3 separate regions of the Homo sapiens genome follow, and all the other regions are linked to region 3. A link is a loop called in an ENCODE intact Hi-C map of the cell type or tissue named here. Cell type or tissue: B cell. All regions are shown on one strand.

Region 1 (4,000 bases), 160 kb before region 3:
TGAGAAATCTCCAAACTGCTTTACACAGTGGCTGAAATGATTTACATTCCCAGCAACAGTGTATAAGCGTTTACTTTTAGGAAACTTTTAAGATGGCTTCTATATGCAAGTAATAATATTTGAAAATGTGTTCTATATTTGTATTATTGTGCATTCACTCAGATACAGAAAAAGGAATCTAAGTCAATAAGTGTTTCCTGTTTGGAGAAAACTCAATATATGGGCAATACAAGTGTTATATATAAAGCTCTTGCCTGGTTATGTGACCTTAAGTGTTGTAGTATGAGCTGGCACAAAACTCTCTAAGTGAGAAACAGAAAGGATATGGCATAAGAGAGAGTAACTAATCCCCATAAGATAAGGCAAATTTTTCATGTCAATATAAACAGACGATTTGGAACCCTTGCTGTGGGCTTACTGTACTGTGGCATAGTGCTTTGAATGCCTAAGAAGGTTTGTCTGTTTATCATATTCTGAAAAACAACATGAAAATAATAAATTGATAGGTCTCATTTAACCCCTGGAAGACAATAAATCCAATGCAATGCTTGTAAAAAAACTGAGTTATGTTTGTGTTAGCACAGTGCATCACATACTAGCAACCTGTGATTTCAGTACATGTCTGCTAATTAATTTATTTTGTAGGAAAATAAAGTTAATTGAAAGCATGAAATATGGTTCCTAAACTATGCATGGAGAGGGCTAATTGGTCCATGGCTTTTTAAAAAAACGGATAAAAATATGCCTTAAAAGGATGTCCTATTATACCTTAGTTCAAAAGAATAAAGTCCCCACCCATGTCTAAATGTATGCTAAACCTTAAGAATATCTTAAAGCAAGAATAGTAAATACCTAACACATGAGAATTATCTTTTGTATAATATCTGTGATAGAAAACATTAGTAGGTCACTTTAACCTTTCCTGCTCAGCTCCGATGCAGGGTCAGGATCCTTTGGACACAGTGTTTCAGTAAGTCACTACCAATCAGTTAGGTTAGTTTATGAAATGAAGAGTTTTTTTTGCCATGTATACACCTCTTACTAAACAACCTATAACAAGAGAATAATCTTACCTAGAAATGTACCACGAAGAAGAATTATTTTGATTTTAAGAAACAGGAAACCATCGAAACTATTTTACATGAAACATTTTTTTGTCTCACCCGGCTACAAGGTCAAGTTGTATTCCAGTTTCAGCTTTTAATAAAAAATAACCTTTCAGTTTATTTGAAGATCTAGGTCTTGGAATATAATTCTCAAGTATCTGTCTCTCTCCTCTTTTCTCTATGGTGACTTTATTCTCAGGAAGGCTCTTTCTAAGTGGTGATAAGAAGAAGGGAGTTTCTCCTGCCTTATGTCATACCTCTGAGCAACCCTCAGTTTTTTCCTAGTAGCTCATAAATCCAAGGTAGGTTTCTCATTGGCTTCTGTTGGGTCTGATGCCCTTCATAGCTTTAGTCCCCATAGACTTAGGAGTAGAAAATATTGGCTGGTCGTGCCTGGGTCACATGGACCAGGGGTAACTAGAAAGCATTGGAATTAGCCTCAATTCGGCCACATAAACATAGGAGATATTATTCCCTAGGTCCAACCAGGCTAAATGAACGGAGATAAATGCTTGGCAAGCAAAAAACAACAGGTATTCGTGGTAGCTTCCATTCTTATTTTTCTTAACTATTCTTCTGAAATTGTTCTGACGACAGAGATTACAGTTGCATTAAGGATAAAGTTTAAGCAGTTATAATAAAAGTCTCCAAAGGAGATTGGCTCAAATTGAAAGGGGACATTCAATTTTTTATGGTATTAAGTAGGTTCTGATCCTCAGAGTCATGTAGGAATTCAGGCCAGAGTGGGGTTTCTTTGTCATCCTCAACATGAGCCTTTTACTACTGTGGGTTAGTCAAAAGGAAAAGGAGAAGTGAATCTAGATGATCTTTAAGTAGATGAGCTGAGAGTTGCCAACAGCATTTTTCCTCATGTCTCTTTGGTGAGAACCTAGTCCTAGAACCAAACTAAGTCAAAAGAGTGACTAGAAAATTTAGTCTTTAGGTTAGCGGCCCTGTGTCCAGAAGGAGAAAAAGAACTAGGCCGGGCGCCATTGGCTCTCGCCTGTAACCCCAGCACTCTGGGAGGCCGAAGCGGGCGGATCACGAGGTCAGGAGACCATGCTGGCTCACATGGTGAAAATCAGTCTCTACCAAAAATACAAGAAGAAATGAGCCGGGCGGGTTGGCGGGCGCCTGTGGTCCCAGCTACTCCCGGGGCCGAGGCGGGAGAATGGCGGGAACCCGGGGGGCGGAGCTTGCGGGGAGCCGAGGTCGCGCCACCGCACTCCAGCCTGGGCGACAGGGCCAGACTCCGTCACATACAACAACAACAAAAACAACAAAAAACAGATTAGTGGGCAGAGGAAGTGGAGAACAACCTGTGGCTGCCACAAGCTCTTGTTGGTCTTTCCTTTTTCTCTAACATGTTTCTGTTACATTGAGTGGAAAACATACTTTCAAAAACAACTGGAAAAAAAAAGAAAAGGAGAAACTTCATTTTGGCTATGTGTCTCTGTAAAAAGATCAGCCTTTATGCTCCTGGTATTACTCGCTATCCCACTATTCGACATTTGTCTTGTTTGCTGCAACAGAATAATAATAAATAAAATTATCTTCAAAGATGGCAGTGACTTTTCATCCTGTAAAATGATACAAGATTAAAAACTTGGAGATTTTTTTCAATATATTCTCGGCCATTAACCAGTTGTACAACTCTGATAAAATTTCTGAACCTTACTCTTTTCAGATATAAAAAGAAGCTATGGAAGATTATGTTTTCTGAGGTCCCTTCCAGACTGAAAAGATTTCGTACCATGTTGGAAATAGAGAGGTTTAGAAGAAATTCTCATCCTCCAGACATATGAGGACTTTCTCCAACAAATAGGAATTCATCCTATAACTCAGTTCACAGGCCTTTGAGATAAGACTTGGGGGCATAGGACTTTGGAGCAAACCATCAATAGGAGAGAAAACTAGTCATTGTAGGCATTGCTGATTGGAGGGTGGGAAATCCTTCTGACCTGCACAAGTAATCAATGGATGCCTTAAAGCATGAGATTTGAAAACACTTAACATTATCTTGGCTACATAATTATAATGTTATTAATGGCCACAAAGTTTCTTAGCCTTTTTAAAAAATCCAGTGAAAGTATTTGATTTCATGACCTCCCAGGGCTGAATTATACATATTAATGATCCATGGCATGCAATACAAGATTTTACCTTTTTAGTTGTTCCAGAATTATTGCCCTTTGATTTTTAATACATATCCTTTTGTTCTTGTATTAAAGGACAAGTTAAAGGAGTAGTGACTCTGTCAGGATAACTCTGCAGAATTAATATGGTCTTTTTAGCTTTATTAATATCAAAGCTGAAGTGGCTGCTTTGTACTTTCAAGGTTGCTTTTGAAGGATCTATTCCTCAGTGGAACATCCTGCTTCCTGCTTTTTATTTTTTATTTTTATTTTTTATTACAGCAGTTGGCCGGAAAGCCCCTGTTGATCTGTGACTATTTGGAACTGCTAGACTGAAATGCCATTTTCAAAACTCCAGCTCTTCTGCTAAACAATTTTTCTAGGAATGATGCCACATCACTAGCTACTTGTATTTGCCAAAAGGCAATACTACTTCAATGGCCCTAGCTCTGGGAATGATACCAAATGATGGTTCAGGAGGGAGGGAGGGAGGCAGTAAATCAGCAGGAAAAGCTGAAAAATGCCCCAGCTTTTAATAGCTTTTATCTTTTTCCAGATGACTGGCCTCTCTCTCACCTTCTGCTTCTATTCATGATAGGGCCCTTTTCTCCCCTATTTTTGTGGCTTGATATTAGTATTTTCATTCGAAACGGCCGTCCTCAATTATCAGAGAGAAAATTCACACCTTTCAAAGCTACGGCAATCACATTTCCATGTGACTCATAAGTATATCTTCTTTCTCTAGCACCTAGGTGCAAC
Region 2 (4,000 bases), 130 kb before region 3:
GGGGAAGCAAGTGGAGAGGCGGTGTGGAGGAATCAATTTGGCCCCATCTGGAATGGACAGAAGGCTAGAACCTGCAGTGCAGTGAGTGTGGGAGAAACCAGCTGGCACAAGGTGAGCTTAGGGCAGATCACATAAGGCCTTGTAGGTCATGGACAACAATATGGATTTAAGTGCAGTATAGGAACTTCAAAGGAATTCCAACAGTTAAGCTAGTTGATGTAATTTGTGTCTATATGTATATATATTTATATATACAAACAAAACAAACCTTGGCTGTTGCATGCAGAGTAGATTGCAATGGAGAGGAGGACCAGTTGGTATTCCGCAAGGGAGATAAGAACAGCTTAGGCTTGAATGAGGATGTGATAAAGGGGATTTTATGAGCAAGGCTGTTTTATTATTTTATTTATTGTACTTCTATTAAGATGATATGGGTGCTTTGGGGGCTGTTGTAAATTATAACCCACAGCCCCTGCACAGGAAACCTCCACAGGAAACAATCAAAGAATAAGTGGTTGTGAGATGACAAGGTTTACGATACGTGTTTTCAGGCTTCTTAATAGCAGAGTGATTGGGTGATTTCCAAAAGACCTCAGGGCTGGGATGGGTGAAATTTTGTGAGCTTCTGGATTGGATGAGGGTGTGCTCTTGCAGAAAGAATTCCTGAATACTTTCTGCACTGACAGAACCTGCTTATTAATTCTTACAGCAGTTATGTTTTAGAAGATGAAAGACCCTTTCCATTCAATTATTGATCATAAGCATGATGTGTGTTGATTAAAATGGCATGATAATGGTATCAAATGGAGTTTGGATATCTTTTTCCTTAATATACTTTTGTGTATCATATTTAAGTTTCCTCAAGTCAGTAGAGAAGATGTTACCCACATCCTCTTTTCCAAAGAAGGAATCATTTGATCATTGAAAGGTTTACTGAATAGAAAATAAATTATGTTGACTTTAGCACAAATTCCTGCCCTAAGTTTTAGCCCATATATTGATGATGTCAAGTGCTGCTAAATGTGTTCTTCTTCTATAAAAATTAAAGTTTAAGCTTTGGATGCTAACTTTCAAATCTATGTGAAATGATATGATTTATTGTGATATAAAGAATGACATAAAGAACAAAATAATACTTTTTTAAATTTATGAGGAAAAAGACAACAGAAAGGAAAAATGGGCAAAGAAAGAGAACACGTTTCATGCAAATCAAAACCACAATGAGATACCATTTCGCACCGGTCAGAATGGTTATAATTGAAAAGTCAAAAAGTAGGCCGGGCGCACTGGCTCACACCTGTAATCCCAGCACTTTGGGAGGCCAAGACGGGCGGATCACGAGGTCAGGAGATCGAGACCGTCCTGGCTAACACGGTGAAACCCCGTCAGTAAATAAAAAATACAAAAAAATTAGCTGGGCATGGTGGCGGGCACCTGTAGTCCCAGCTACTCCAGAGGCTGAGGCAGGAGAATGGCATGAACCCGGGAGGTGGAGCTTGCAGTGAGCCGAGATCATGCCACTGCACTCCAGCCTGGGCGACAGAGTGAGACTCTGTCAAAAAAAAAAAGGTCAAAAAATAAAAGATGCAGGTGAGGTTGTGTGGAGAAAAAGGAAGAGAAAGTACACTGTTAGCGGGGGTGTAAATTAGGTCAACCGTTGTAGAAGACAGTGTGGTGACTCCTCAAAGACCTGAAGACAGAAATACCATTCAATCCTGCAATCCCATTACTATATATATTCCCAAAGGAATATAAATTTTTACATTATGTTAAAAAGACACATTCATATGTATGTTCATTGCAGCACTATTCACAATAGCAAAGACATAAAATCAACCTAAATGCCCATCAATGACATCAATAACAGACTGGATAAAGGAAATGTAGTACATATGCACCATGGACTATTATGCAGCCATTAAAAAAGAATGAGATCATGTCCTTTGCATGGACATGGATGGAGCTGGAGGCTATTATCCTTAGCAAACTAATGCAGGACCTAATGCAGGAAAACCAAATACTGCATGTTCTCACTTATAAGTGGAAGCTAAGTGATGAGAAAACATGAACACTTAGAGGAGAACAACACACACTGGGGCCTACTTGAAGGTGGAGGGTGGGAGGAGGGAGAGGATCAGAAAAATTAACTAATGGGAACTAGGCTTAATGAAATAGTCTGTACAACAAACCCACATGACACAGGTTTACCTGTGTAACAAACTGGCACATGTACCCCTGAACTTAAAATGAAAGTTTTTTAAAAAAGAGAACACATTTCAGAAAAAAACTCAAATGGCCAAAATACATACTAAGATAGACAACCTCATGAATAGTCAGGGGAATGCACATTGAAATCACAGTGAAACAATTGTTCATCTACATCATTGAATAATACTTAGTATCTAAAAGGGATGGACTACTGATATATGCAACAAAATAAATGACTCTTAAAAGCATTATGCTAGGTGAAAGAAAGTTACATACTGTGGGATTTCATTTATACGATATTTTGGAAAAGGTGAAATTGAAGGGATAGCAATAGAATCATTGTTTTTAAAGACTGGGGAGGGTGGTTGACGACTGACATGATGGGAATACTGTGTGCTGATTGTGGTGGTATTAATACCCCATCTACCTTTGTCAATATTCATTGAATTGTACCTTTACAAATTTGGTTATTGTGATGTATGTAAATTAAACCTTCAATGATCTGATTTTAAACATTACAGTGAAGTCAGGAGTGGTGGTATGCACCTGTAGTTCCAGCTACTCAGGAGGCTGAGGTGGAAGGATCTCTTGAGCCTGGAAATTCGAGGCTGTAGCATGGGTGTCCAACCTTTTGACTACCCTGGGCCACATTGGAAGAAGAAGAATTGTCTTGAGCCACACATAAAATACACTAACACTAACGATAGCTGATGAGTTGTTTTTTTTTTAAAAAAAGGTCCATGCATAATTTTTGTGATATCTGTCATGCCACCACAGATATCAAAGAAGTCCTCACATTCAAAGGATTTTACACCTATGCATGTAGAATGCTATAATTGCACCTGTGAGTAGCCACTGCACTCCAGCTTGGGCAACATAGTGAGATCCCATCACAAAAAAGACTCACAATGAGAAAATGTTATCATTTATTAGACTACAACAATGAAAATATGTAGTACAGAATCTTGTGAAGGTGTTAGGAAATGAGAACGCTCATGCTCTGTTGGTGTGAGTGGACAGTGGCATAACCTCCTTTTAGAGGAGGAATTTCACATCAGCTAGTAAAGTTGAACATGTTTTAACCCACACCTTCGAAAGTCTGATAAACATTTACAATCAATTGTCTCTGAAGCCTACTACCTGGAGGCCTCATCTGGATAGAACCTTGGTCTCCACAACCATCCTTATCTTAACCAAGACACTCCCTTCTATCGATTCCAGGTCTTTAGATAAACTCCTTGGACTAGTTGCCAATTAGAAAATCTTTGAATCCACCTATGACCTGAAATCCCACACTCACCCACTTTGAGTTGTCTCACCTTTCCAGAATGAACCAATGTACATGTTTCATGCATTTATTGATGTCTTATTTCTCCTTAAAATGGATAAAACCAAGCTGTAGCCCGACCACCTTGGGCACGTGTTCTCAGGATCTCCTGAAGCTGTGTCATGGGCCATGGTCACTCGTGTGGCTCGGAATAAATCTCATCAAATATTTTACAGAATTTGACTCTTTTCATTGACACTAATCATCATTGTAAAATTAAGACTATAGTAATCAGTGCATTTTGAGCCCTCAGTTGTTCAAGTACTATCACAGAAGATCGATATCAACTTTTGTTTCAGCTCCAGATTAAAAGGTGAGCCTATTAGAGTGTTTATGTGTAGCAGACCCTACACTTATTCAAAGAATCATTTGCTTAGATCTAAGAGAAATCTCATCCCTTTTACTTTTAATATCATGGTCCTTGTGAAAGACCAGACAAAAAGTCAACCCAGTTAGTTCCTTAAA
Region 3 (4,000 bases):
TATAGATTTTAATAAGAACCTGTGAAGAAACAGTTTTACTAAAAATAACCAGTGTTGTATGTTCTATAGGTACCAAGTTTGTTTTATTTTGTTTTTTTCCTAGTGATAAACATCTCTATTTAGCTTGCTTAATATATAGTCCCAATGTTCAGACATTTGCATCTGTTTCCAGCAACATGAGAAATATTTATCATCTTATTTTTGTATTTACAATTATGAGAAAATGCATAAAGTTTCAACATAAGCAATTTTCATCTGTTACCATATGTCTTAGGATAATAGATAAAAGAATGGGTTTCTATGAGGATGGTATTTTTCCTCAGAATTTTTGGTTTTAAGGCTCAAGAAGCAGCTGTTTCTGAGCAGAACAAGCTTGACTCAAGTCCCTCCCAATATTACATGATTCAGGACCAGCTTACTTCTATAGGAGAAATGGATGAAAAGCATTAAAGTAAATTTTCAAGCAATTATAAAGAAAGCTTATAAAGAAGGGTTAAGGTAAAGTATAGTGAGGAAGCCTAGTGAATGCTCAGAACTTCTTGAGTCAGTTGATAAATATTGGGGGAGCTTGGATTTGGAAGCATAAATTGGGCTGGCCTTCTTTCCTGTCTTTGATACAAATTCATAAGATAACACTAAATTAGAAACAAAAACCACATGACTTCAGAGTCTAAATGCTGCTCATCCATAGTTGCTGTGTATTTATCTGTGGAATGGCGAGAACAGGAACTGGAGCTTCCTTTGCTGGTGGGCCTGGGCAAGTTAGGCAACTTCTCCAAAGCTCAGCCCTCTGTCTGTAAGATGAAAGGATTGGATGACGTGATAATTTGGAACCTCTTTCAGTAATACTAATATTACTAATAGTCCTAATAGTAAATATCCTAATGGCAATAGTAATTATTCAAGAAGATTTACAGAAATATCATTATTGCTTGATTTTCTTTATTTCTGCATACGTTGAAAGCAATAGTTGTAATTTTCTATTATAAATATGATATGCCATAATGTTCATGTTCATGGAATATTTTTCTCTAACTTACAGATATTTAGTTTTATATTGGTTGTATTAAAATAACCAGAAAAAAAGTAAGGATATCATTAAAAAAATGCAAAATAGACAAAAATAAACCTTCACCTCAGAAAATGATCGCAGTTTATAATTTGGACTAGTGTATTTTAAACCAAGTGACTAAACATTTACAGGTAGTACAGCTTATGAATACAGATATTTAACTTGGAATTTAACAATTAAGTCCACACCCTGTGGAGTAATTACAAAGGCACTTATCTCACTTGGACTTGAACTTGAACTTGCCAAGGCTAGTTGTGTACTTTTGTTTCCTCTGATGAACTTACAGTTCTTTCCTTTTTACATAATCCTCTTTTTCTTCCTTTACTTAGAAAAATTTTAATGATATTTTTTCATTGTATACATACATATATCTTTGAAGACTTTCGTTTTTAGCTAAAAATGGAAATCTAAAATATCTTTGGGGAAATAACCAAACTACACTTGATGGGAGTTGCTACCTGCAGGTTTTGTGCAATTTTCTCTGAAATCAAATTATCCAAACCATCAACACTTTAATCTAAACCTTTTAGTTACCCCTGACATAGCAATATTCATGAAGTTATAAAACATAGAGTTATAAAAACATGGAAATCCAGTAAAATGTGTCATCTGTTTCTGACATACTTTGTAGTATTGTTACACTGGAGCATTAGGGCATAGAAAGATACAGGTAATTTTAAGGTATATTTTGCTGCATTGTTTTGACTGCAGAAAGCTAAACACTGCTTTTGGGCTTCTCTCTCTCCCCTCTTACAAAAAAACTCTAGGAAATAATATTTTTCAAGTAGATTATATGTATAAATGCTATAAGATCACTAAGAAATATTCAAAATAAGCATTAAATATTTTAATTAGTTTTATTTTTAAAATTCTTACAATATAATTCTTGTGTATCCACCTTTTTAGATGCCATGCTGCAGCTTGAAAATAACCTGTAGTGAGCTCTAAATAAACTCACCATCTGCTTATTCTTCCCTCATTTTTTCCTAGTGGGGTAGCTACTTGTATAGCTAAATAAAATGGTTGTATATAACTATTTTCAGTATGTTGATGTATGATACATGCTGAGTCCAAATTAAACACAAGCACACACACACACACACACACACACACCATACAACACAAAAGCAGCTCCCACCTTGCTTTGCAGAGCAAGTTTACCAAAAAGAGCTACTATGAAACCCTTTGTGGTGTCTGCCCTCTGCTGGTGCAAAGTAGAAATACAGGCCTTAACATTTTTGGACTTTTTGACATAGATAACATCTCTCATGAGCTCTTCACTTTACATCCAGAGCCTCCTCGCTGGACAAAGAAGCCTCAGAGTGCTGTGTATAGCACCGGAAGCAATGGCATCTTGTTATGTGAGGCTGAAGGAGAACCTCAACCCACAATCAAGTGGAGAGTCAATGGCTCCCCAGTTGACAGTAAGTTTAAAAACCAATTGCAATGCAATGCTGAAGGCCCTGGTTTGACGGGATTAATGATGGTCAGACGTGTGTAAAATGAAGTTGGTATGTGGTTGGATTAGCAGGACAGATACAACCAGCAAATCAGAGATTGTTTATTTCTAAGCAATTTGGTTGTTAAGACTTGATATTCATGGAAGAGCCATAAATAATATTTATACTGCCTGTGCCCTCTTATAAATTATATATAAGAATAAAGATTTTTAATTTTTAAAAAGAAAATTGAATGAGAAAGAGGATGCATCCAAGGAAAAAAGCCAATTATTGTTCCTGTCCCTGAGAAGAAACAGAACAGTAGCCTAGCAGCTGAGGGCACAGGTTCAAAGTCAGGACCTCCTTTAGGCTCAGGCAACAGCAACACCTGTCCTGGGCTCTGCCCTTTTAAGGGACTTGCTCTGATCACCCTCTGGTCCCGCTTGTCTCCATGATTTGAAAGCATCCTCAGGGAAAAGGAGGCATCCCAAGTCTGAACATGGTCCCATTACTGCCTATTTGCTACCAACCTCAAGCACAAAGACCTGAAAATCCCCATGCCCGGTCCACCCTGAGCCCACTCCAAATGGGCTGGGCGGGGAAAGACAGGAATGGCCCAGCACTGAGGGCCAACTCTCCCCATTTCACCATGCTCAGCATAGAGCTCCAAGGAGTCCCCAAATCTTCCACTGGAACCTAGAGCTCAGATTATTTTGGATGTCCTTGTTCAGGAAGAAGGATAGAACATATTTTTACGTGTCAATTGCTTAATTAAGAGCAGGTACGATAGTGGCTTCCATTTGTCCTTTTGCTCTGGGGCCTGCACAAGTCAAGGGTGAGCCACTTGGTGGATAACAGACCTCGGGTCCCGTCTAGGATGTGCACCTTGCCAGCTGTTTCATCTTGAGGTGTTTTCTGAATCTCCCCAAGCTTACGTTTTTTAAACTGCAAAATGGAGATAGTGGCGGTTGGTTGTGCTTGAATGAAAAAAAATGTGGCCAGCTGCCTAGGGCAGTGATTCATCTGTAGAGCACTGTGATGGTTTATAAACTCTGGAGCCAGACTGCCTGGGTTTGCATACTGACTCTACCACTTACTAGCTGCGTGACGGGGAGTATCACTGACCCTCTTCAAACCCATTTCTTCATCAGTAAATTGGGATAAAAATAACACTGACTCACGGGGTTGTTTTGTGGATTAAAGGAAACATCATGCAGAGAATGCTTAGCACGGGGACTGCCACAAAAACAGCCCCCCGTAAGGTATGGTTGGTTGGTATTGTTTTCCCATAACAGACACTCAGGAAACCTTAGTCCTCATTATTAACTATCTTCAGATTTGGGATTTTTCTCTTCATCTCTTTAGGGAACAGAATAAAAAATGAAAAATAATAATGAGGTTTTGGGTAGACGAAGGGAAATGAAAGCAACTTTTGTTTATAATGAATGTTCAGGTTACAAAAGTAAGGAACGCAGATTCTCCGGAACAC

The links. A loop is a pair of places that touch in the nucleus more often than their neighbours do. Peaks named below come from ENCODE experiments on the same cell type or tissue, not always from the same donor. Only the 100,000 strongest peaks of a DNase experiment are listed, where the experiment ranks them.
Region 1: a loop joins it to region 3, with 4 times the contacts of the local background. A loop is called at or near these places in 9 of 110 quality-filtered maps.
Region 2: it touches region 3 in a loop (3-fold over the local background); 2 of 110 quality-filtered maps call a loop at or near these places.

What each region holds. Positions count from the first base shown.
Region 1 is chr3:190,509-194,508 of GRCh38, forward strand. No RefSeq gene overlaps it. Among named protein-coding and RNA genes, the nearest start is that of CHL1, 4.3 kb to the right of the region's middle. In B cell, no CTCF peak of the experiment used is centred here; a DNase peak (open chromatin) is centred at 1,943.
Region 2 is chr3:217,590-221,589 of GRCh38, forward strand. All of the region lies in intron 1 of CHL1 (cell adhesion molecule L1 like), which reads left to right. Among named protein-coding and RNA genes, the nearest start is that of CHL1-AS2, 22 kb to the left of the region's middle. In B cell, no CTCF peak of the experiment used is centred here; a DNase peak (open chromatin) is centred at 1,642.
Region 3 is chr3:352,276-356,275 of GRCh38, forward strand. CHL1 (cell adhesion molecule L1 like) reads left to right here. Exons shown (of 28, transcript NM_006614.4): 11 at 2,365-2,496. Among named protein-coding and RNA genes, the nearest start is that of CHL1-AS1, 32 kb to the right of the region's middle. In B cell, CTCF peaks have their summits at 2,289 (motif pointing left) and 2,488; a DNase peak (open chromatin) is centred at 2,276.